Linked DNA regions of Homo sapiens: regions 1, 2, 3, 5, 6 and 7 are each linked to region 4. The links are chromatin contacts, found by Hi-C or POLR2A ChIA-PET in ENCODE. All regions are on one chromosome and are shown on one strand. Each heading gives the region's core, a stretch centred on a gene start or an enhancer-like site at or near the end of the contact. The rest is flanking DNA. Distances are from core to core; before and after follow the strand shown.

Region 1 (3,192 bases), core at 50-2,549, 830 kb before region 4:
AGTACCCAGGGACACAAACACTGCGGAAGGCCGCAGGGTCCTCTGCCTAGGAAAACCAGAGACCTTTGTTCACTTGTTTATCTGCTGGCCTTCCCTCCACTATTGTCCTATGACCCTGCCAAATCCCCCTCTGCGAGAAACACCCAAGAATGATCAATTTAAAAAAAAAAAAAAAAAAAAGATAAGCTCCATGGCATCTGCCATGAAAGGCTCTGGCATCTGCCACGAAAGGCTCTACCCACATCAAAGGTGTTCCTTGCAAGACCACTGGACTGCCTGGCCCAGACCAGGAGATTCTTTTTGTCTCTGTTGCTCTTCATGGACTGGTTCATTAACCTTTTTTTCCCATTTCTTTTCTCTTGATGTTAAATGTTATTTTGTTTGTTGTAGATGTTTAACCCATAACATTTATATATTGATTAGGTGTACTATTATGTATAATTTGCAATATAGAGTGACTTGTGGAGTGGCTTCAAAAAAAAATAAATAAATAAAAGCCTTCTCCTGGTTGGCCTCCTAGAGGAGAGGCTCTTTCTTTCCTCCTCTTTGTGGCTTTGTATAATGGCTTAGCCATGAGCAAGAAATTTGGGATCTAAATGTGGCAGAACCTTGCTGCCCTTAGGAACTCTCTTATTTGACACCAGGTTGTTGGAGTAGGAAGTACACAAACAGCCTGCTTTTGTTTACTACTAAGCCATCTTTCCTCTTGGTTTATATAAAAGCTTAAATACTGGACACTTTTAGAGCAGATTTGAGCTGTTTTCTGATACTTTATATCCTGCCTTTCACAGCAGGTGCAGGGGGTCTTGGGTTTTTCCTGGGTGCAGTAGCCCTTGGCCGGTGGTTTTTTTTTTTCATACCATGGCCTTGACAATTCTCCTTATTCTTTTTATGTTTTTGAGATGGAGTCTTGCTCTGTCACCCAGGCTGGAGTGCAGTGGCGCGATAGCTCACTGCAAGCTCCGCCTCCAGGGTTCACGCCTTTCTTCTGCCTCAGCCTCCCGAGTAGCTGGGACTACAGGTGCCTGCCACCATGCCCGGCTTTTTTTTTTTTTTTTTTTTTTTTTTTTTGTATTTTTAGTAGAGACAGGGTTTCACCGTGTTAGCCAGGATGGTCTCGACCTCCTGACGTCGTGATCCACCTGCCTCGGCCTCCCAAAGTGCTGGGATTACAAGCGTCAGCCACCATGCCCGGCCCATTCTCCTTATTCTTTTGACGTGTATCCTTCTAGTGTCCTTTCCTTTTGCACCGTGCACATAAATCTCTCTCTAGCCTTGGCCAGCTTTCAAACTCCTGTCCGGACTAGCCTTTTCCGTGACTGTGTTCACGCCTGCGTCCATGCCTCTTTGCAAAGCCAGCTTCTCTTCCCACAAGGGCTGCTGCTAGTAAATTAGCCTTTCTTAAGCCTCTGATCAGCTTTCTTCTTTGCCTCCTGATCTCGTTAATGTACACCCTGGTAGCCACTTTAATAAGCTGAGTAGCATTCATGCCTACAGAGCTTCTAACTTCTGCAATTTATGCCTGATATCTCCTTGGGTCTGCCTTACAAATGCCGTATTCACCTTGCACTGATTTTCAGCAGCCTCAGGGTTAAATGGAGTGTGCAACCAAAATGCCTTACAAAGTCTTTCATAAAACTGGCTGGTGCTTTTATCTGCACCCTGGAGCACCTCTGAGATGTTTTATATTGGTTGCCTTTTTCTTTTACCATCCTTTAGCCTTTGCAGAAGTGCTTCTCGGCACTTTTGTGGGTGCTGAAGGTGGACTGCATCATCTGCATCCTGGTGGGGGTCCTCTTGTCCTTTTTAGAGGCAGAAGCATAACTTGGGCATGGCTCGACCTGAGATGGCCTGCCTGACTTTTCCAGCCTTTCGCTTTAACTTCCCAGAGCTCTGATTTCTCTTTCTCGGGTGAGACTGGGAGCCTGTATCTCTTTGAACTTAACTCCTTAGGGGCAGTTAGCCTTGGTAAAGGGGGGTAGATTGGAATGTAGGGAGGAGGGGTCTCTATTCCCTCCTGTGGTTCTTGCAAAACTGGTTTTCTTTTTCCTAAGACTTTTCTTTTGTCTCCATAGCTGCCAGGGTGGCTGATTTTTACTTTCACTTTTGGCTTTCACTTTTTGCTTTTGGTGCTATAAGCCTCTGTGACTTTCCCTTTAACTCTGTAGCTGCCAGTGCAGCTGGTTTCTCTTGGCATGAGCTGTGAGCGTTCTACAATAAACTGCTAAGCAGGGCTGCATTCATTTAGCCATGAGTCAATATAAAGACTAGGTCTGAATGTCCTGGCTGTCCTCTGATCCTAGTCACCACCTTAAAACACATGGCCAATTTCTCTATAGTGCCTTCGGCCAGCCATCCAACACTAAAACAGGGCTATTCTAATTCACAGTATGTCTTTAACTTTTGAACATCCAGTTTCATCCCATAATCACCTCTAAATCCTTTTTTAAAAAAATTCTTTATCGTGCACTCCAAAGGAGTTGGTTTCAATGCTTTCCCTCTCATTTCCTCCCTTGCAGTGCACTCTCACTCTCATTTTCACCCTCAGGTTCACCAGACTGGGTCCTATTACAGGAGTTTTGGATGCTGCTTAGCCAGGAATGTGCCTTCCCCTGTCACAGCCTGCTGCAGCTGCAAAGCTGATCCTATCAGCCGTATGCAACATCCTAGGTTTGATTTTGCCTACACTCGCCTCAGAGCACACAGCCTGCACTAAGGGATCTGTGCCTCCCCACATCAGTCCCCATGTTGGCCTCTCCTGAGACCATCTCTTTCACACACTTTCACACACCTCCCCTGCCCCAGGACTCCTCACTGGATGAAATGAACCTCTCTTGTGTCCTGGGTGAGCCTAGTTAGGCTCCCACATTCACACACATAAACCCATCACTCCTACCCCAGGACTCCTCATCGGATGAAATGAGCCTCTCTCATGTCCCAGGTAGGTTCACATGCACCCACACACCCCCAGTTCCTGTCTCCAGATTCTGTGAACCATTTTCACTTTGTTAGTGGGGACACGAGGTTCAATCAAATTGGCAGGCCACTCCTGCTGCCCCCAGCCACTCTGGGTTGGATTAATGGTCAGTCCCCTTCATCCCTATGGGACGGGCTTTCCTGCCTTGGGCCACTACTCCTTATCGTGGTTCCTGAAGTGCTGGTATTGTCCTGCATCTCTGTCCCCAGTTCTGT
Region 2 (3,319 bases), core at 544-3,043, 910 kb after region 4:
CGGTATGGTCAGATGCGGTGGCTCATGCCTGTAATCCCAGCACTCTGGGAGGCTGAGGCAGGTGGATTGCCTGAGCTTAGAAGTTTAAGACCAACCTGGGCAACATTGCAAAATCCTGTCTCCACAGAAAATACAAAGAGAAAAATTGGCCAGGCGTGGTAACACCAGCGTGTAGATCAAGCTACGTGAAAGGATGAGGTAGGAGAGAATTGCTTGAGCCAGGGAGGTTGAGGCTAAATAAGGCTGCATCACTCCACAGCACTCTAGCCTGGGCAATAAGTGACACTCTGTCTCCAAAAATAAAATAAAATAAAAGATTTAGTAAAAACAAAATATGGTACATAAATATCATGGAATACTCTCTGGCCATTTAAAAATAAATGATCATGTCCTTTGCAATAACATCAATAAAGCTGTAGACCATTATTTCAGAAAACTAATGCAGAAACAGAAAACCAGACATTCGCCATCACACCCAGCTAATTTTTGTACTTTTAGTAGAGATGGGGTTTCCCCATTTTGGCCAGGCTGGTCTTCAACTCCTGACCTCAAGTGATCCATCCACCTCGACCTCCTGAAGTGTTGTTATTACAGGCGTGAGCCACCGCGCCCGGCCCCATAAATTTTTAATAGGAGAAAAGGGAAACTGTGAACCCTGACAGATATAATAGATTCCTCTTCAAGGGCCTAACTTTCTTGTTCCTTGTTCTTAGGACCAACTTTTTTGTACCTCTTTGTACCTAGACACCCGCTCCGTAAACAACCCAAACCGCCTGTTCCAATCTGCGACCCGAACCCCTTCCTTATTTGGAAAGTAGCCAATCGGGTCAGCCTAGATTGTGAGGTCAGACCCCGGCCAATGGGGGAAGGACACAGAGGCAATAACGGCGTTTAGGGTTAAAAACCCCTTTCAAACTGGGAGGCCGAGGCGGGCGGATCAACTGAGTTCGGGAGTTCAAAACCAGCCTGACCAACATGGTGAAACGGCATGTCTACTAAAAATACAAAATCAGCCGGGTGTGGTGACGCATGCCTGTAACCCCAGCTACTCGGGAGGCTGAGGCAGGAGAATCACTTGAACCCGGGAGACGGAGGTTGCAGTGAGCCGAGATCGCGCCATTGTACTTTAGCCTGGGCCACAAGAGCAAAACTCCGCCTCAAAAAAAAAAAAAACCTTCCTTCCTTTCTTCTGTGTGCTCTTGCGATCAGGTCGGACGCGAGCAGCACTCTTCTTCAGAAGTAAATATGCCTTCCTGTGAAATTTTCTAAGTGCTGGGTAGTTTTTTGTTTTGTGTTGTTTTGCGGCACCAAGCGCTTGTTTCTAACAACCTCACGGACCAAAGCTCTTCCCATTCATGAACCCGCAGGGAACCGAGTCAGGATTCTCCCCTGACGACCCTCCCGTGGTCCTTGCATGATCTGGGAGAGACGCGGTGCTGCGGGTGCAGAGCTGCTGAAAGAGGGCTCCAGGCCAGGGCACAATCACTGTGCCGGGCCCCGGATGTCACCGCAGCCGCCATCTTATGGCTGAAGGGGACTGAGGCCGAGCTGGGCAGGGAGAACTCCGGCGGCAGATTGTGGAGCTGACTGTGAGGAAGCAGAGTCCCGCCAGAGCCACTTCCCACCGTTCCAAACAGCCTCTCCCCTCTCTCGGGACGTTGGACCCGGCACTCACCATTTCTAGGCTTCCAGGGGTCCCGGGGTTTAGCTGTGGCTCTCCCAATACTTGCAGGTCACACGGCCACAGAGGACGGGCCTCTATAAGCACAGGACACAGAACACTGAGGATAAACCTGGAGCTCCCGCTGCAGCGAGAAACAAAGGCCCCCAGAAACCATGTGGTTCGCTCCAGCTGCGTGCCTGATTGGACGGTTTCCGGCCCAGCGTCCCTCATTGGATAATGCCTAAGGCCCCGCCTCCCCAGCCGCTGAGTGACAGATGTGATCAGATACTGGGCTGAGTGAAGAAAGAGTGACAGCCTAGGCTGCAGCCTTTTCTTTCTTTCTTTCTTTCTTTCTTTCTTTCTTTCTTTCTTTCTTTCTTTCTTTCTTTCTTTCTTTCTTTCTTTCTTTCTTTCTTTCTTTCTTTCTTTCTTTCTTTCTTTCCTTTCTTTCTTTCTTTCTTTTTCTTTCTTTCTTTCTTTCTTTCTTTTCTTTCTTTTTTCCCCCCACCGAGACGGAGTTTCCCTCTTGTTGCCCAGGCTAGAGTGCAATGGCACGATGTTGGCTCACCGCAACCTGCACCTCCCGGGTTCAAGCGATTCTCCTACCTCAGCCTCCCATGTAGCTGGGATTACAGGCATGCCTCACCACGCCCGTCTAATTTTTTGTACTTTTAGTAGAGACAGGGTTTCTCCGTGTTGGTCAGGCTGGTCTCGAGCTCCCGATCTCAGGTGATCCGCCCGCCTCGGCCTCCCAAAGTGCTGGGATTACAAGCGTGAGCCACCGCGCCTAGCCTAGCTGGAGCCTTTTCAAACGGCTTCCTCCCTGAGCTGAGCATCCCATCCCAGAGCATGGGAAAATTCTATCTCATATTCTCTCTCTTTTTGAATGTATTCAAAAGGTGAACAGAAGTACTTTGCTGTCATATTAATAATACATGAAATGTTTGTTCAAGAGAAAGTCAACTTTTACTTTGGTAATAGTGTATTATCAATACTAAAGCTAATTTTAATAAGACCTTGTAAAGCCAGGTGCGGTGGCTCAGGCCTGTAATCCCAGTACTTTGGGAGGCTGAGGAGGGCAGATCACTGGGTCAGGAAATCGAGACCATCCTGGCTAACACGGTGAAACTCTGTCTCTACTAAAAATACAAAAAATTACCCGGGCGTGGTGGCATGCACCTGTGGTCCCAGCTACTCAGGAGGCTGAGGCAGGAGAATGGCTTGAACCCAGGAGGCAGAGGTTGCGGTGAGCCAAGATCGCACCACTGCACTCAAGCCTGGGTGACAAAGTGAGACTGCGTCTCCAAAAATGAATAAATACATAAATAAAACCTTGTAAATAAACAAAATTTGTCATTTTTGACCTCTCGAGATTTACATATATAATTTGTAATCTCCTGTAATTTTTTAACTATATTTTATTTATATCTACATTCTTTTTATTTTTTCAGTTTGAAACAACCTTTAAGTAATTTCAAACTGTTATAGGAGATAGAAAGAAATCATTTAGGGACAGGTGCGTTGGCTCACGCCTGTAATCCCAGCACTTTGGGAAGCCAAGGTGAGTGGAATACTTGAGGTCAGGAGTTAAAGACCAGCCTGGCCAACACAGTGAAACCCCATCTCTACTAAAAATACAAAAAATTAGGCGGGCGC
Region 3 (3,027 bases), core at 355-2,854, 730 kb before region 4:
TGAGACCCTGCTTAGGACACCTGTGAAAAATGCAGGGGAAGATCAGTTTTGTGTAGGGAGTGAAAATAGTTAAGTGGTAGGCAATTCGACTGAGGTGGCTGTAGTCCCTGAATTCCTACTTTTAAAAGATCTAACTCAAGCCGGGAGCCGTGGCTCACGCCTGTAATCCCAGCACTTTGGGAGGCCGAGATGGGCGGATCACCCGAGGTCGGGAGTTCAAGACAAGCCTGACCAACACGGAGAAACCCCGTCTCTACTAAAAATACAAAATTAGCCGGGCGTGGTGGTGCCTGCCTATAATCCCAGCTACTCAGGAGGCTGAGGCAGGAGAATTACTTGAACACGGAGGCGGAAGGTGCAGTGAGCCGAGATCGCGCCACTGCAGTCCAGATTGGGCAAGAAGAGGGAAACTCCATCTCAAAAAAAAAAAAAAAAAAACAAAAAACTAACTCAAATGCTTTTTTTTTTGTAAATTACTACACTGGGGAAAACAAATACAGGGTTAACTATTAACTGGAATTAAGCTCTGATTACATAACCAGGAAATTTTGTAAGCTGAAGATGGAAATTAAGAAACTACGTAACCCTACCTAACCAATAACTGAATTTGCGTTTTTGTACCATGCGCAAAGTCTTTCCTTCAAGCTCCTCCAAAGGACCACAAACTACATCCCACAGCTGGGTGCTTTACAATTTTAGAACCACTCTTTAATTAAATTCTTTAATATTTTGCAGTGACTCCCCTTTTTTTTTTTTTTTTTTGTTTGAGATAGTCTCATTGTGTCAACCAGCCTGGAGTGCAATGGCACAATCTTGGTCTCCTGGGTTTAAGCGATTCTCGTGCCTCAGCCTCCCACATAGCTGGGATTACAGATGCCTGCCACCACATCCGGCTAATTTTTGTATTTTTAGCAGAGAGGGGGTTTCACCATGTTGGCCAGGCTGTTCTCGAATGCCGGACCTCAGTGATCTGCCCGCCTCCCAGCAAACTGCTGGGATTACAGGCATAAGCCACCGCGCCCGGCCACTCCCATAGATTTTTAATAGGAGAGAATGGGAACTGGGAACCCCACGGACCAAAGCTCTTCCCGCTCATGAACCCGCATCCCGAGTCACTATTCTCACCTGACGCCCCTCCCATGGTTCTTGCACAATCTGGGAGAGACTGCGGAATTGCGCGTGCAGAGCTCCCCAGACAGGGCTACACGTCAGGCACAGTCACTGCGGAGGGAAGACAGGACGCCCGGGGCCCGGCTGTCAGCACAGTCGCCATCTTATGGCTGAAGGGGACTGAAGCCGAGCTGGGCAAGGAGAATTCCGGGCGCAGATTGTGGAGCTGACTGCCGGGAGACCTAAGTCCGCCACGGCCACTTCTCACGGTTCCGACCAGCCCCTCCCCCTCTCTGGGGATGTCAGACTCGGCACTCTCACCATTTCTAGGCTTCCAGGGGGTCCTGGAGTCTTAGCTGTGTATCTCCCAATATCTGCGGGTCACAGGGCCACACAGGCTGGGCCTCTAAGAACAAAGGACACAGAAATGAAGACGAGACCTGGAGCTCTGGCTGCAGCAAGAGCCAAACGCCCCGCCATATTCCGGAAACCGTCCTGTCGCTCCAGCTGCGTGCCTGATTGGATAATGTTTAAGACCCGCCCTCTCAGGCCCTGAGTGACAGAGGGTGATCAGTTGCTGGGCAGAATGAAGCGTGACAGCCTAGCTGCAGCCTTTTCAGGCAGGCTTTCCTCCGAGCTGAGCCAGGCCCACCCTAGAGGGTGTTTGCATTGAACCTTGTGTGTAAGGTCATATGCATTTATAAATATACTATATGGCTAGTCACAAATGAAAAGAATATAATAACAATTACTTTTAAATTTTAGCTTTTATCACCTTCCTAGCTTCTGGTCCTTTGAGCAGGCAGCCTGAGATTTTAAAAAGGAGGCAGTCCTCTGAAATAAAATGTGAGCCACATGTGAATTTTTAATTTTCCAGTAGCCAAACTTTAAAAAGAAACATGAAACACGTGGAATTGATTGTAATAATGTAACTAACCCAATATGTTTAAAGTATTATAATTTTAATATGTGAGCAATGTGAAAGGAAAATATCTTGGGCCCCCAAAATTACTAAGGAAAACTCAAGCTGGGAACTAAAGGCCAATCAGAAACTCAAAAGAATTTGAGTCCACCTATCTGTGACCTGGAAGCTCCCTCCAGCTTCGTGTCTTCCTGCCTTTGCTTCAAGTTGTCCCACCTTTTCAGACTGAACCAATGTACTTCTTACATATATTGATTGATGTCTCATGTCTCCCTAAAATGTATAAAACCAATATGTTCCCTGACCACCTTGGGCAGGTGTCCTCAAGACTTCCTGAAACTATGTCATAGGCGTGTTCTCAACCTTGGCAAAATAAACTTTCTAAATTAACTGATGTCTCAGATTTTCTGGGGTCACAGCAATATGTAATTATTAAGGCACTATATATATTTTTGGAACTAAATCTTCGAAACCAACTCTGTATTTTACTTTTCTAGCAAATTGCAGTTCAGACCAGGCACATTCCAGGCACCCAGGAGCCACACATGGCCAACAGCCACCACGTTGAAGTGCAGCTCTGATGTCAGGTGGGTGGAGGCCCTGAACATCCCTTTTCTGCCAGAGGTGAGGAGACAGCCTCTCTCTACTAACATCTATCTTCGGTTCTGAGGGTGCGATAGATAGTGGCCATAGCAAGGGCAGAGGGCAGCACAAATAAAATAACCACAGGTAGACCACTCTTTGCCACCTGTTGTCCACCTTTCATCCAGAGATCAGACAGTGAACAAAAAATTCTGGGGCCACAGGAGACAGGAGAAGAAAACTCTATGTCTTTGGGTCTGTCCACAGTCTTAACCTCTAACTTTAAGATATGAAGAAGGCCGGGCGCGGTGGCTCACGCCTGTAATCCCAGCACTTTGGGAGGCCGAGGTGGGCGGATCACGAGGTCGGAAGATCGAGACCATCCTGGCTAACACGGTGAAACCCTGTCTCTA
Region 4 (3,165 bases), core at 22-2,521:
GTGAAAAATGCCAGGGAAAGTCAGTCCCCTGTGGGATGTGAAAATAATTAAGTGGCAGGCAATTAGACTGAAGAGGCTCTAGTCCCCGGATTTCTATTTCTAAAAAAAAAAAAAAAAAAAAATCTAAGCTCAAGTGCATTTTTTGGCAAATTACTACATTAGGGGAAACAAAATTCAGGCTTCAGCAACTATAAACTGCCAATTAAGCTCTAATTACATAACCAGGAAATTTCCACCTTGATTGTACAAATTAAGAAACTACATTACTAAACCTAACAAATTATTGAATTTGGTTTTCCTCATCATGCATTTTATAAATGTCTTTTCTTCAAGCCTCTCCCATGGACCACAAACTACAAACTATAGCTGGGTGCTCTACAATTCTTGAATCACTCTTTGATTAAATTGTTTGATATTTTTGCAGTGACTCCCATAATTTTTTTTTTTTTTTTTTTTTTTTAGACAAGAGTCTTGCTCTGTCGCCCAGGCTGGAGTGCAGTGGCAGGATTTCAGCTCACTGCAACCTCCGCCTCCCGGGTTCAAGCGATTCTCTCACTTCTGCCTCCCGAGAAGCTGGGACTACAGACATTCGCCAACATATCCACCTAATTTTTGTATTTTTAGTAGACAAGGGGTTTCCCCATTTTGGTCAGTCTGGTCTTCAACTCCTGACCTCAAGTGATCCGCCCGCCTCGGCCTCCCAACGTGCGGGGATTACAGGCTTGAACGACCGCGCCCGGCCCCATACAATTTTAATAGCAGAAAAGAGAAACTGTGAACCCCACAGACCAAAGCTCTTCCCATTCATGAACCCGCACCGCGAGTCAGCATTCTCCCCTGAAGACCCTCCGGTGGTCCCTGCACAATCTGGGAGAGACACGGCACTGCGGGTGCAGAGCTGCCCACAGAGCGCTCCAGGCCAGGGGCACAGTCACTGCGCGGGGAAGCGACAGGACGCCCGGGGGCCAGGCTGTCAGCGTAGCCGCCATCTTATGGCTGAATGGGACTGAGGCAGAGCTGGGTAAGGAGAATTCGGGGTGCAGATTGTGGAGCTGACTGAGGGGAGGCCTGAGTCCCGCCACAGACACTTCACCTCTCTCGGGATGCTGGACCGGCACTCTCACCATTTCTAGGCTTCCAGGGGGTCCTGGCGTCTTAGCTGTGGATCTCCCAATACCTGCAGGACACAGGGCCACAGAGGCTGGGCCTCTAGGAGAAGAAGACAGAGAGCAGTGAACAGACGACCTGGAGCTCCAGCTGCAGGGAGAGACAAAGACCCCGCCAAATCCGGAAGCCGTCCTGTTCATTCCAGCTGCGTGCCTGATTGGACGGTTTCCAGCCCAGCGCCTCTGATTGGCTAATGCTTAAGGTCCCGCCCCCTCAGACACTGAGTGACAGAAGATGTGATCAGCTGCTGGGCGGAGTGAAGAAAAGAGTGACAGCCTAAGCTGCAGCCTTTTCAGGCAGGGCTTCCTCCCAGAGCTGAGCCTGGTCCATGCCAGAGCATGGGAACATTTTATCTCTTTTTTACTCTCTGTCTTGTTGAATGTATTCAAAGGTGAACAGAAGTATTTTGCTGTCATATTAATAATACATAAAATTTTTGTTCAAGAGAAAATCAGCTTTTACTTTGGTAATAGTGTATTAACGATTAAAGCTAATTTTAATAAAACCTTATAAATAAATCAAATTTGTCATTTTTGACCACTCCAGATTTACATATATATTTTGTAATCCCTGTAATTTTTTTATCTATTTATATTTTATTTTTATCCACATTCTTCTTATTTTTTCAACTTGAAACAACCTTTAAGTAATTTCAAACTGCTATAAGAGATAGAAATAATTTAGGGTCAGGCACAGGTAGCTCATGCCAGTAATCCCAACACTTTGGGAGGCCAAGGTGGGTGGATCACTTGAGGTCAGGAGTTCAAGACTAGCCTGGCCAACATGGTGAAACCCCATCTCTACTCACAATGTAAAAAATTAGCTGGGTATGGTGGTGCACATCTGTGGTCCCAGCTACTCCGGAGGCTGAGGCAGGAGAATCACTTGAACCCAGGAGGTGGAGGTTATGTAACAGCCCAAGGGGTTCATTTTGCCCTTTGCCTAGACAGAGCCAATTCATGAAGACAGGAGAATTTATGGAGGAAAAGTTAAATGTTAAATTTGAACTCAATTGAACGTGGACACAATGGTCACCAAGTCCCAGAACAGGTCCTGGTTGTGAGCCCCTGAGGTGTTCATCCAGAGCTGTATCAAAGAAATGTCTATTTCATTCTATTACTATACATTAGTTGTTGAAAAACAATAGACAATCACAAAAACAACTTGACCCTTTTGTGTTCCGTGAGGCAAGTCCCAAATGGCCCTCCTCACTGGGCCTTATGCCAAACAACTCGTTACAAAAGAGCTAGGGTCCCAGACCACCCTGAAGCTTCATGAGACTCCTTGTCTGTGCATGAATGGGTGGCCGACTCTGGAGCCTGGGCTGTTTCTTCCTACTCAGTTGGTAATCCTCCATAGTCTAGTGAGGGTAAATATATATATATATCTTTTCCCATCTCCTCTTCTTACTGCAATTTGCTTATTATATCAATCTGTGTATTATATTTATTTGCTTATTATATCATTTGCTTATTATATCATTAGTTTATTCTGTCTGCATTGATATTGATGTGGGTTAAAGCTTGTTTACCATTAAAGTTATTGTATGTATGTCTTTTCTTCTCCTCTCCCACGTTTCCCATACAGAACATTTTTGGCATCACAAACAGGATTTGAAAACAAAAGTGGGCCCCTTTTTGACCAGAAGGATAGGGCTGGAGGCTCAAGGATTTCCCATATCCTGAGATGGGATCACTCCCAGTTCTCCTTCTTTGTGATTGAATGGTTCAGGGGAACTGGCCTTTGTGGGAATTGGGAATCTAAATTAGTGCAATTTAAACCTTTGACTGTGCGTGAAGTGCTGCAGGGGATTCCAGTCACCAAAGGAGATGCTGAGGGAATCTCACAAAGTGGATAGTGTTTGATTGCTGCTTATAAGTTAATGTGTCAAGATAGGGGCTGGTTGCTACAAGAGAAATATAAGCTGGAAAAGGAAAATGCTAATCTGACTTCCGGACTGGCCCTGGCCCAATGCCAGTCAATGTCTTGACTGATCAG
Region 5 (3,221 bases), core at 435-2,934, 880 kb after region 4:
GGTGAATAGGCTGGGACATCTGCAGGGGAGGCTCCCCAGAAAAAGCTAAATAGGACTTTATAAACTCCTGTTGGCTGGGCCCTGTGGCTCATGCCTGTAATCCCAGCACTTCAGGAGGCCAAGGCAGGCAGATCACCAGAGGCCGGGAGCTCGAGACCAGCCTGACCAACATGGAGAAAACCCGTCTCTACTAAAAACACAAAATCAGCCAAGCATGATGGTGCATGCCTGTAATCCCAGCTACTTGAGAGGCTGAGGCAGGAGAATCGCTTGAACCCAGGAGGTGGAGATTTCAGTGAGCCATGATTGCGCCACTGTACTCCACCTGGGCAACAAGAGCAAAACGCAAAACTCTGTCCAAAAAAAAAACCTTCTGTTTTAGGCTTAATATTAGCCTTAGCTTGGAGTCACTAGGCTCAAGCTTTGTCATGTCAGAGTTATTCACTTGGTTTTTGAAACTCAGTGTTTGAAAAATCCGTGAAATTACTCAAACACAGTATTTACATAAGGGAAGGAAATTTTAAGATGTCTATTTTTTTTTTAAGACGGAGTCTCACTTTGTCACCAAGGCTGGAGTACAATGGCAAGCTCTCGGCTCACTGCACCTCGCCTCCCAGGTTCAAGCAATTCTCGTGCGTCAGCCTCCCAAGTAGCTGGGATTACAGACGCCTGCCACCAATCCCGGCTAATTTTTGTATTTTTAGTAGAGACGGGGTTTCACTATGTTGGCCAGGCTGGCCTAGAACTCCTGACCTTGTGATCCACCCGCCACGGCCTCACAAAGTGCTGGGATTACAGGCATCAGCCACCGCGCTGGGCCAGGAAGGGGATTTAACCCTAACGCAGTTCCGGTTTTTGTGTCCTTCCCATATTGGCTGAGGTCCCACCGCACAATCTAAGCTGATCCTGGTTGGGCTAGACACAAACTTTTTCCATATAGGGTAAACGCGCGATGTTTTGAGAAAAGGAGAATGGGGAAAAAGAAGGGGTAGGGTTGATTTACAATTTTTACAACTTATGACCAGGAAGTTGAGTCTCTGAAGAGGAACTTAGCTGCCCTAACAACTCCTCAAGTGATCCGCCCGCCTCGGCCTCCCAAACTGCTGCGATTACAGGAGTGAGCCACCTTGCCCAGCCCCATAAATTTTTAATAGGAGAAAAGAGAAACTGTGAACCCAACCCACTAAAGCTCTTCCCATTCGTGAACCCGCACTCCGAGTCAGGATTCTCCCCTGACGACTCTCCCGTGGTCTCTGCACAATCTGGGAGAGAAGCGGCTCTGCGGGTGCGCAGCTGCCCAGCGAGGGCTCCAAGCCAGGGCACAGTCACCGCACAGTGAAGAGACAGGACGCCTGGGGGCTGCGCTATAAGCGCAGCCGCCATCTTATGGCTGAAGGGAACCGAGGCCGAGCTGGGCAAGAACTCCGGCGCAGATTGTGGAGCTGACTAAGGGGATACCTGAGTCCCGCCACCGTCACTTTCCACCGGTTCCAACCAGCCCCTCCCCGTCGCTTGGGATGTCGGACCGGCACTCTCACCATTTCTAGGCTTCCAGGGGTCCTGGTGTCTTAGCTGTGGATCTCCCAATACCTGCAGGTCACAGGGCCACAGAGGCTGGGCCTGTAGGAGCACAGGACACAGAGTAGTGAAGAGGAGACCTGGAGCTCCGGCTGCACCGAGAGACAAAGGACCCGCCAAACCAGAAGCCGCCCTGTTCGGTCCGGCTGCTTGCCTGATTGGACGTTTCCAGCCCAGCGTCCCTGATTGGATAATTCTTAAGGTCCCGCCCCCTCAGGACCTGAGTGACAGAAGATGTGATCACATGCTGGGCTGAGTGAAGAAGAGTAACAGCCTAAGCTGCAGCCTTTTCAGCCAGGGCTTCCTCTCTGAGCTGAGCCACGTCCACCCCAGAGCATGGGAACATTCTCTTTTTTACTCTCTCTTTTTGAATGTATTGAAAAGGTGAACAGAAGTATTTCGTTGTCATATTAATAATACCGTTGGAAGTAAAGTGTTTGGTGTCGCAAAGTGAAACCAGTACTCAGGCAAAAGTTTTTTTAGTAAGGCAATTTACTTCTGCAAAAGGTTTTTGTTTGCATTAATCACGATCGCAAGAGCACCCTGAACAAAGGAGGGAAGGGGTTTTTATTTTTAACGTAAAGTCTCTTCCTCTGTGTTACTCCCCCATGGGCTAGGGTCGGACCCCACAATCTAAACTGACCCGATTGGCTATTTGTAAATATTTTTCCAAATAAGGAAGGGAAGGGGCATGTATAAGTCACAGTGGTGGGACGTGTGGTTTTGAAGGGTGGGAAGGCTGCAGAGTGAGTAATCAAGGGAACAGATGTGAATTATTGATTAGAGCTGTTGGGAAGGAAGGTTGTTACAGTAACTAGGGGCAAGGAGGCATGGAGAACAAGCAAGTTGAGTTTGAGAACAAAGAACAAGAAAGTTAAGACTAAACCTTTGAAGAGGAATTTTATTGTATTTTACAATTTCCCCCTTTTAATTTTTATAATTAAAAAAAAACCTTTTTTTTTGAGATGGAGTTTTTGCTCTTGCTGCCTAGGCTGGAGTGCAATGGCACGATTTTGGCTCACTACAACATTTGCCTCCCAGGTTCAAGCAATTCTCCTGCCTCAGCCTCCCGAGTAGCTGGGAGTACAGGCATGTGCCACCACGACCAGCTAATTTTGTGTCTTTAGTATAGATGGGGCTTCTTCATATTGGTCAGGCTGGTCTCTAACTTCTGACCTCGGGTGATCCGCCCGCATCAGCCTCTCAAAGTGCTGGGATTACAGGCGTGAGCCACTGCGACCACACGCTTTTTAAAACTTTTTAAACATACCTTTACTTTGTTGTTTGACTTGATCTTTTAAAAGGAAAAGTTTATCTGAATAAGGTGGAGGAGAACTAAGGGAGGTTTTCGTAAGTGTCGTTTTTATAAGTCTTTGTACTAGCCCACAGATGCATGGTATGACACAACACCCAACAAGAATTAGTACACCTATTACAACTATAAGAGAAGTAAGAATTGAGGCTATGACTTTTTTTCGTTTACTGAACCACCTCTCTAGCCATTCTGAAAACGTGTTATTGACCCCAGAATTTTTAGCTAATTCATTGGATAAAGTGGTAAGTTCGTGTAAGGCCCTTCTTATGTTCCTATTGGGGGCAGTATTGTTTGGGATGAAGGTACAACATTTGAGTTTTAATCATAA
Region 6 (3,288 bases), core at 335-2,834, 990 kb before region 4:
TCAAATGGTATTGACTGCTTCTCTTTTTCTTTTAGAATGCTGCCATCTCCATGAATAATGCCCATGTTAGCCAGCTGGAAAATAAGATACCATGAAGAGGAGAAGCAAGGTGCCCCTGTTGACAGACCCAGGAGCAGAAGCTCACCCCCAGATGCACAGCTGTCTAGTCAAAAAGCAGGTGATGATACATGTCTGAAGGAGCTCAGCTGAGACCAGAAGAATGGCCCCACTCAGCTCGGCCTAAATGGCCAACCATTTCAATTATAAACTAATAAGTTTTGGATGATTTGTTATGCCTCAATAGCTAACTAATACATGCACCCAGTACAGATAAGTTGCCAGGATTCAGTGACAGGTTGACTAAGAGTTGGCTTCTAACAGTGGACACCCTCTAGGTACTGATTTCTTCCCCTGATTTAAAGTTCGATGTTTTGTAAGAGAATTTTGGGTAATGCAGAAATACCTGTAGACATGTATGCGTGTGATTGGTGCTTAGACTCACATAGTCCCCCACACCACAGGAGAAAACAGATAAACACAGCCTGATTGTTAGGGCCAAGACCATATAGCAAACTATGTTTGTTTTTAATCTATTTTCTCCATCTCTAAATACTGGAGTTCAAGTGTGTGGACAGAACTGAAGACATAGTTGTTTTTTCTCCTGTGGCCCCATCATCCTTTGTTCACTATCTGGTCTCTAAAAGAAAGGTGGGCAACAGGTGGCCAGCAGTTGTTTATTACCTGTGGCTATTTTATTCCTACTGCCCTCAGCTCTTTCTATGGGAACTATCTGGTCCACCCTAGGAACCAAAGAGAGATGTTTGTAGGGAGAGTCTCTTCTTTCACTCTCGCAGGAAAGAGATGTTCAGGCCCTTCACACCGCTGACATCAGAGCTGCACTTCAATGTGACAGCTATTGTCCATGTGTGGCTACTGGGTTCCCACAATGTGCCTGGTCTGAAATGCGATATGCTAGAAAGGTAAAATACAAAGTCAGCTTCAAAGATTTAGTTCCAAATATTTATATATTTTATCAATAATTACATATTTCTCACACATTAAAATGATAATATTTTGAATATAATGGGTGAATTACATTGTTAACAATCAGTTCAACTTGTTTCTTTTTAAAGTTTGGCTACTAGAAAATTTCAAATCCACATGTGGCTGACATTCATTTTAGATGATTTTCTCTTTTCTAAAATCTCAGGCTGCCTGCTCAAAGGGCCAGAAGCCAGGAAGGTCATAAAAGCTGAAATTTTAAAATAATTGTTATATTCTTTTCACTTGTGTATAGCTATATAATGTATTATTTATTTATACATATGACCTTATACACAAATTTAAAGGCAAATACTCTCTGGGATGGGCCTAGCTCAGCTGAGGGAGGAAGCCCTGTCAGAAGAGGGGGCAGTCTAGGCTGTCACTCTTTCTTCATTGAACCCGCATCTGATCACATCTTCTGTCACTCAAAGCCTGACAGGGCGGGGATTTAAGCATTATCCAACCAGGGACGCTGGGCTGGAAACCGTCCAATCAGGCATGCAGCTGGAGCGGACTGGACGGCTTCCGGGTTTGGCGGGGTCTTTGTCTCTCGCTGTAGCCGGAGCTCCAGGTTTTGCTCTCACTTCTCTGTGTCTTCTGCTCCTAGGGGCCTAGCCTGTGTGGCCCTCTGACCTGCAGATATTGGGAGATCCACAGCTAAGACGCCAGGACCCCCTAGAAGCCTAGAAATGGTGAGAGTGCCCGGTCCGACATCCCGAGAGACGGCGAAAGGGCTGGTTGGAACTGGTGGGAAGTAGCTGTGGCGGGACTCAGGCCTCTCCGCAGTCAGCTTCACAATCTGCGCCTTGCCCAGCTCGGCCTCCGTCCCCTTCGGCCATAAGATGGCGGCTGCGCTGACAGCCAGGACCCCAGGCGTCCTTTCTCTTCCCTGCGTAGTGACTGTGCCTTGGCCTGGAGCCCTCTCTTGGCAGCTCTGCACCCGCAGCGCCGCGTCTCTCTCAGATTGTGCAGGGACCACGGGAGGGTCGTCAGGGGAAAATCCTGACTCGGGGTGCGGGTTCATGAATGGGAAGATCTTTGGTCCGTGGCTTTCCCAGTTCCTCTTTTCTCCTATTAAAAATGTATGGGAGTCACTGCACAAATATTAACGATTTTTTTGTTTGTTTGAGACGGAGTCGCTCTGTCGCCCAGGCTAGGGTTTAGTGGCGCGATCTCCCCTCACTGCAACCTCCGCCTCCCGGGTTCTGGAGATTCTCCTGGCTCAGCCTCCCGAGTAACTGGGATTACAGGCGCCTGTCACTGGGCCGGCCTTATTTTTTTGTATTTTTAGTTGGGACGGGGTTTCACCTCGTTGGCCAGGCTGGTCTTGAACTCCTGACCTCGTGATCCGCCCGCCTTGGCCTCCTAAAGTGCTGGGATTACAGGCGTGAGCCACCGCGCCTGGCCTAAAGAATTTAATCAAACAGTGATTCAAGAATCATAGAGTATCCAGCTATGGTTTGTAGTTTGTTGTCTATGGGAGAGGCTTGAAGGAAAGTCATTTATAAAATGTATGATGAAGAAAACTAAATTTAGTAATTGGTTACAGTAACGTAGTTTCTTGATTTGTACAATACAGGTGAAGATTTCCTGGTTGTGTAATCAGAGGTTAATTAACAGTTTATAGTTGTTTAAGCCTACATTTTCTCTGAATGTAGTAATTAAAAAAAAAATGCACCTGAGTTAGATTTTTTTTTTTTTTAAGTAGGAACCCAGGGACTAGAGACACCTCAGTGGAATTGCCTGTCTCTTAATTATTTTCACACTCCACGGGGAACTGATTTTCTGCTGCATTTTTCACCTGTGTCCCAAGCAGGTTGTTAAGTCTAACCCCCGTCCCCCATTTCTCCAGCCTCACTCTGGCTTGCAGTAAGATACTAAATTTCCAATTTCTTCTGGCGTTCCCAAATGTCAACTTTTCCTTCCTAATTCACATTATCACCTATTTGTCCTTTAGTGTACTTGTTTATACCATATTTTAATTAATTGTTTTTGACAAAGCATTAAATGGCGCTTTTAAGAAGATGTGTTATCCGCTTGTAAATATTTCCCACGAAAAGGAAACAAAGACTAATCCTCTGACACTGTATTGTAGAAAATCTCTGTGTCTCTTTTCCTTTTACCTTCTCTAGGCACAGAGATTTATCAGAATGTTTTTGGGTCAAGGTTTTGATTTGGAAAAATCTATGGGGTGATGTGTCCTCAGCCACCCTTTAGTTTTTTCCTGGTCCTGGGTTTCAGTAC
Region 7 (2,983 bases), core at 436-2,935, 740 kb after region 4:
GTGACCATCCTGGCCAACATGGTGAAACCCTGTCTGTACTAAAAATACAAAAAGTTAGCGGGCGTGGTGGCAAGCGCCTGTAATCCCACCTACTTGGGAGGCTGAGGCAGGAGAATCGCTTGAACCCGGGAGGCGGAGGTTGCAGTGAGCCGAGACCGCACCATTGAACTCCAGGATGGGCAAAAAGAGCAAAACTCTATCTCAAAAAAAAAAAAGAAAAAGCTGTTGGTGAAAAGCAGTAGTTTGGGTACTTGGCTACACACTGTAATCACCCTGAGAGCTTTAAACCATATTGTTGCCCAGATCCAACTCCAAGGATTCTAATTTAATTGGTCTGTTGCAACTTGGGCTTCAGGGATTTTAAGTTTACATCCTGCCCCGCCCCTCCAGTCATTCTCCACACCCCCCGCCGCCACCACCACCCTCCCCACGAAGTCTCACTCTGCAATGGCGCGATCTCGACTCACTGCAACCTCCGCCTCCCACGTTCAAGCCATTCTCCTGCCTCAGCCTCCCGAGTAGCTGGGATTACAGGCGTGTGCCACCATGCCCGGCTAATTTTTGTATTTTTAGTAGAGATGGGGGTTTCACCATGTTGGCCAGGCTGGTCTCGAACTCCTGACCTCAGGTGATACGCCCGTCTCGGCCTCCCAAAATGCTGAGATTATAGGCGTGAACCACCGCTCCCAACCCCGCAGGTGATTTTTATTTGCCAGGGGTAAGAAGCACTGGATCTGATGAAGAATGCATTAGCTGTGAGTGATTTTCATGTATGCTGCCGGGATTTGCCCCATGGCAACTCTGGAGACTGGGGTTTTAGAAAACATCCTTGCCCTGTTAAAAATTAGAAGATGACTTCAAGACATACTCAGCTGCTTGGCTAAATTGCAGAAAGAGAAAATGCCTTCTTCAGAGATCTTTTTTTTTTTAAACTTGGTTTCACTCTGTCACCCCGGCTGTAGTGCAATGGTGTGATCGTGGCTCACTGCAGTCTTGGTCTCCCAGGGTCAAGTGATCCTCCCGCCTCAGCCTTCTGAGTAGCTAGGACTGCAGGCGTGCACCACCAGACTTGGCTAAATTTTTAATTATTTTTTGTAGAGATGGGATCATCGCTATGTTGCCCGGGCTGGTCTTAAAACTCCTGGCCTCAAGTGATGCTCCCGCCTCAGCCTCCCTAGTTGCTAGAACTACAGGCACAGGCTACCACGCCTGGTTTCTTTTTTAAAATGTGGCTACTAGAAAATGTAAAATTCATATGTGCTTCACAGTTTATTTCTTAGAGAATTGCCTCCCTTGCGACATCTTAGGCTGCCTGCTCAAAAGACTGGAGGCTAGGAAAATGATGAAATCTGAGATTTTAAAATAATTGTCATTATATTGTTTCCATTTGTGAATAACATATGTATACTATTCACAAATAAAGATAACTTTATATACAAAGTTAAATGCAAATGTTCCCCAGGAAGGGCCAGTTTCCAATTCAGGAAGGAAGCGCGCCAGAAAAGGGTTCAGGAAAAACCTGTAACTCTTGCCTTATTCAACACATTCTCAGATCACGCCTCCTGTCACTCATGACCTGAGGGGGCGGGGCATGGAACTGTATCCAATCATGGGCGCTAGAGTGGGAACTGTCCAATCAGGTGCGCAGCCAAGGTAGAGGGGGCGGTGTCCTGGAGCTGGCGGGGCCTTTGTCTCGCTCCAGCCAGAGCTCAGGGTCCATCTTCATTGCTTAGTATCCTCTGCTCTAGTAGTTCCCGGTGACTGTCGCAGCCTCTGTTGCCCTCTGACTTGCAGATGCTGTGAGATCCAGAGCTAAGACTCCACGACATCCCGGAAGCCGAAAAATGGTGAGTGTGCCAGGCCGCGCATCCCGAGGTGGGGGCAGGGCTGGTTGAAACCGGCCGGAACCGGCAGTGACGGGACTGGGGCCTCCCAGCTGTCAGCTCCGGAGTCTGCGGACTGGAGTCCCCGGCAGGCACAGCTCGGCCGTCGATCACCTCCGGGCACAGGATGCGAGGTGGGCCAGCAGCCGGGACCCTGGGCGGGCATCCCGTTCCGTTCTCCCGCTTCCCGCCCGGAGCCCACCCTGGGAAGAGCCGCGCGCGTTCTTGCGTCTGCCCCGACTGCGGGGACAATGGAAGCGTCCTCAGGGCAGAGTCCAGACCCCGTGTGTGGTTTGTGCGTGGGAAGTGCTGTGATCCCGGGGGTCCTCAGTCTTTTCCTTCTCCTGTTTAAAAACTATGGGAGTCACCTTTAAAATGTTGAAAACTTATTGAAGTTAACAGTGATTTATGCTCAGAGAGCACCCAGCCACGGTTTGTGGTTGGGGGTCCAGCCGAAGAGCTTGAAGGAAAGTTTTTTATAAAGTGCAGGATGAAGCAAACCGAATTCAGTAACTGACTCGTTCCAGTTATGTAGTCATCTTATTTAGACTATTCAGGTTGTCATTGCCTGGTTATGTAATCAGAAGTTAATTGAAGGTTTGTGGTTGCTTAAATCTGAAAAATCTGAATTTTGTTTCCCCCTAAGGTAGCAATTTACAAGAAATGTATTTGCCTTTGATTTTTTTTTTTTTTAATGTAGGAACTCAGGGTACTAGAGCCACCTCAGTCTAACTGCCTGCTATTTATTTAACACTCCACAGAAGTGGTTTTCTCTTGGATTTTCCAAATGTGTGACAAACAGAATCTCAAAGCTACCACTCTGTTGCCCCAGCCTAACTCTGACTTGCAGTTGAATTTTAAATTTTCAGTTCTTTCCTGACATTCTTCAACACCAACTTCCCCTCTCTAATTCACAACATTATCAACTATTAGTCCTTTTTTGTACATTTCAGACACAGTATTTTGATTGATCATTATTTCAAAGAGCAGCGGATGGCACTTTTTAGAAAAAGAATTGTTTTTCATTTGCAAACATTTTACAGGAGATGAAAGCAGAGAATAATCCCAACACTCCACCATGAAAAAAAAAAAGACCAAAA

What was found. Hi-C counts contacts between places; a loop is a spot of excess contacts on that map. ChIA-PET counts read pairs that join two places held with the same protein, here RNA polymerase II (POLR2A). Pooled maps may share reads with other maps.
Region 1: a map of CD8-positive, alpha-beta T cell shows a loop between it and region 4 (6-fold over the local background). The contact joins the enhancer-like site here to the promoter of ZNF66 in region 4. A Hi-C loop is called at or near these places in 1 of 168 maps with a recorded cell type or tissue (CD8-positive, alpha-beta T cell). POLR2A ChIA-PET finds 5 or more read pairs at or near these places in 1 of 52 experiments (T-cell).
Region 2: a loop to region 4 is called in a pooled map, with 7 times the contacts of the local background. The contact joins the promoter of ZNF253 here to the promoter of ZNF66 in region 4. A Hi-C loop is called at or near these places in 1 of 37 single-sample maps with no recorded cell type and 7 of 50 pooled maps. POLR2A ChIA-PET finds 5 or more read pairs at or near these places in 6 of 52 experiments (A673, CD4-positive, alpha-beta T cell, activated CD4-positive, alpha-beta T cell and 3 more).
Region 3: a loop to region 4 is called in a map of B cell, with 33 times the contacts of the local background. The contact joins the promoter of ZNF429 here to the promoter of ZNF66 in region 4. A Hi-C loop is called at or near these places in 3 of 168 maps with a recorded cell type or tissue (B cell and naive thymus-derived CD4-positive, alpha-beta T cell), 7 of 37 single-sample maps with no recorded cell type and 14 of 50 pooled maps. POLR2A ChIA-PET finds 5 or more read pairs at or near these places in 10 of 52 experiments (CD4-positive, alpha-beta T cell, CD4-positive, alpha-beta memory T cell, CD8-positive, alpha-beta T cell and 7 more).
Region 5: a loop to region 4 is called in a map of CD8-positive, alpha-beta T cell, with 2.8 times the contacts of the local background. The contact joins the promoter of ZNF93 here to the promoter of ZNF66 in region 4. A Hi-C loop is called at or near these places in 1 of 168 maps with a recorded cell type or tissue (CD8-positive, alpha-beta T cell) and 8 of 50 pooled maps. POLR2A ChIA-PET finds 5 or more read pairs at or near these places in 3 of 52 experiments (H1, activated CD4-positive, alpha-beta memory T cell and activated naive CD4-positive, alpha-beta T cell).
Region 6: a loop to region 4 is called in a map of naive thymus-derived CD4-positive, alpha-beta T cell, with 13 times the contacts of the local background. The contact joins the promoter of ZNF100 here to the promoter of ZNF66 in region 4. A Hi-C loop is called at or near these places in 1 of 168 maps with a recorded cell type or tissue (naive thymus-derived CD4-positive, alpha-beta T cell), 7 of 37 single-sample maps with no recorded cell type and 15 of 50 pooled maps. POLR2A ChIA-PET finds 5 or more read pairs at or near these places in 3 of 52 experiments (CD4-positive, alpha-beta T cell, activated CD4-positive, alpha-beta memory T cell and activated naive CD4-positive, alpha-beta T cell).
Region 7: a loop to region 4 is called in a map of natural killer cell, with 24 times the contacts of the local background. The contact joins the promoter of ZNF682 here to the promoter of ZNF66 in region 4. A Hi-C loop is called at or near these places in 2 of 168 maps with a recorded cell type or tissue (naive thymus-derived CD4-positive, alpha-beta T cell and natural killer cell) and 12 of 50 pooled maps. POLR2A ChIA-PET finds 5 or more read pairs at or near these places in 6 of 52 experiments (B cell, CD4-positive, alpha-beta T cell, HEK293 and 3 more).

What each region holds. Positions count from the first base shown.
Region 1 is chr19:21,603,503-21,606,694 of GRCh38, reverse strand. All of the region lies in intron 3 of LOC105372323 (a long non-coding RNA gene), which reads right to left. Among named protein-coding and RNA genes, the nearest start is that of ZNF429, 99 kb to the right of the region's middle. Within about 2 kb of position 1,299, at least 11 of the 41 ENCODE cell types and tissues checked have a DNase peak (open chromatin) inside an H3K27ac peak, as active enhancers do; they include CD8-positive, alpha-beta T cell, where a contact is called at or near this core.
Region 2 is chr19:19,864,356-19,867,674 of GRCh38, reverse strand. It overlaps ZNF253 (zinc finger protein 253), which reads right to left and starts at 1,793. Exons shown (of 4, transcript NM_021047.3): 1 at 1,676-1,793. The coding sequence starts at 1,678. LOC124904664 (a long non-coding RNA gene) reads left to right here. Exons shown (of 4, transcript XR_007067169.1): 1 at 1-1,239. RefSeq lists an enhancer at 1,333-1,762.
Region 3 is chr19:21,504,179-21,507,205 of GRCh38, reverse strand. It overlaps ZNF429 (zinc finger protein 429), which reads right to left and starts at 1,604. Exons shown (of 4, transcript NM_001001415.4): 1 at 1,432-1,604. The coding sequence starts at 1,434. RefSeq lists enhancers at 619-1,220, 916-1,275, 1,286-1,605, 1,221-1,823.
Region 4 is chr19:20,774,410-20,777,574 of GRCh38, reverse strand. ZNF66 (zinc finger protein 66) reads right to left here and starts at 1,271. Exons shown (of 4, transcript NM_001355197.2): 1 at 1,125-1,271. The coding sequence starts at 1,127.
Region 5 is chr19:19,899,409-19,902,629 of GRCh38, reverse strand. It overlaps ZNF93 (zinc finger protein 93), which reads right to left and starts at 1,684. Exons shown (of 4, transcript NM_031218.4): 1 at 1,539-1,684. The coding sequence starts at 1,541. RefSeq lists enhancers at 1-482, 1,031-1,580, 1,115-1,714.
Region 6 is chr19:21,765,875-21,769,162 of GRCh38, reverse strand. It overlaps ZNF100 (zinc finger protein 100), which reads left to right and starts at 1,584. Exons shown (of 5, transcript NM_173531.4): 1 at 1,584-1,736. The coding sequence starts at 1,734. RefSeq lists a silencer at 1,420-1,597.
Region 7 is chr19:20,038,207-20,041,189 of GRCh38, reverse strand. ZNF682 (zinc finger protein 682) reads left to right here and starts at 1,685. Exons shown (of 4, transcript NM_033196.3): 1 at 1,685-1,847. The coding sequence starts at 1,845. RefSeq lists an enhancer at 1,339-1,915.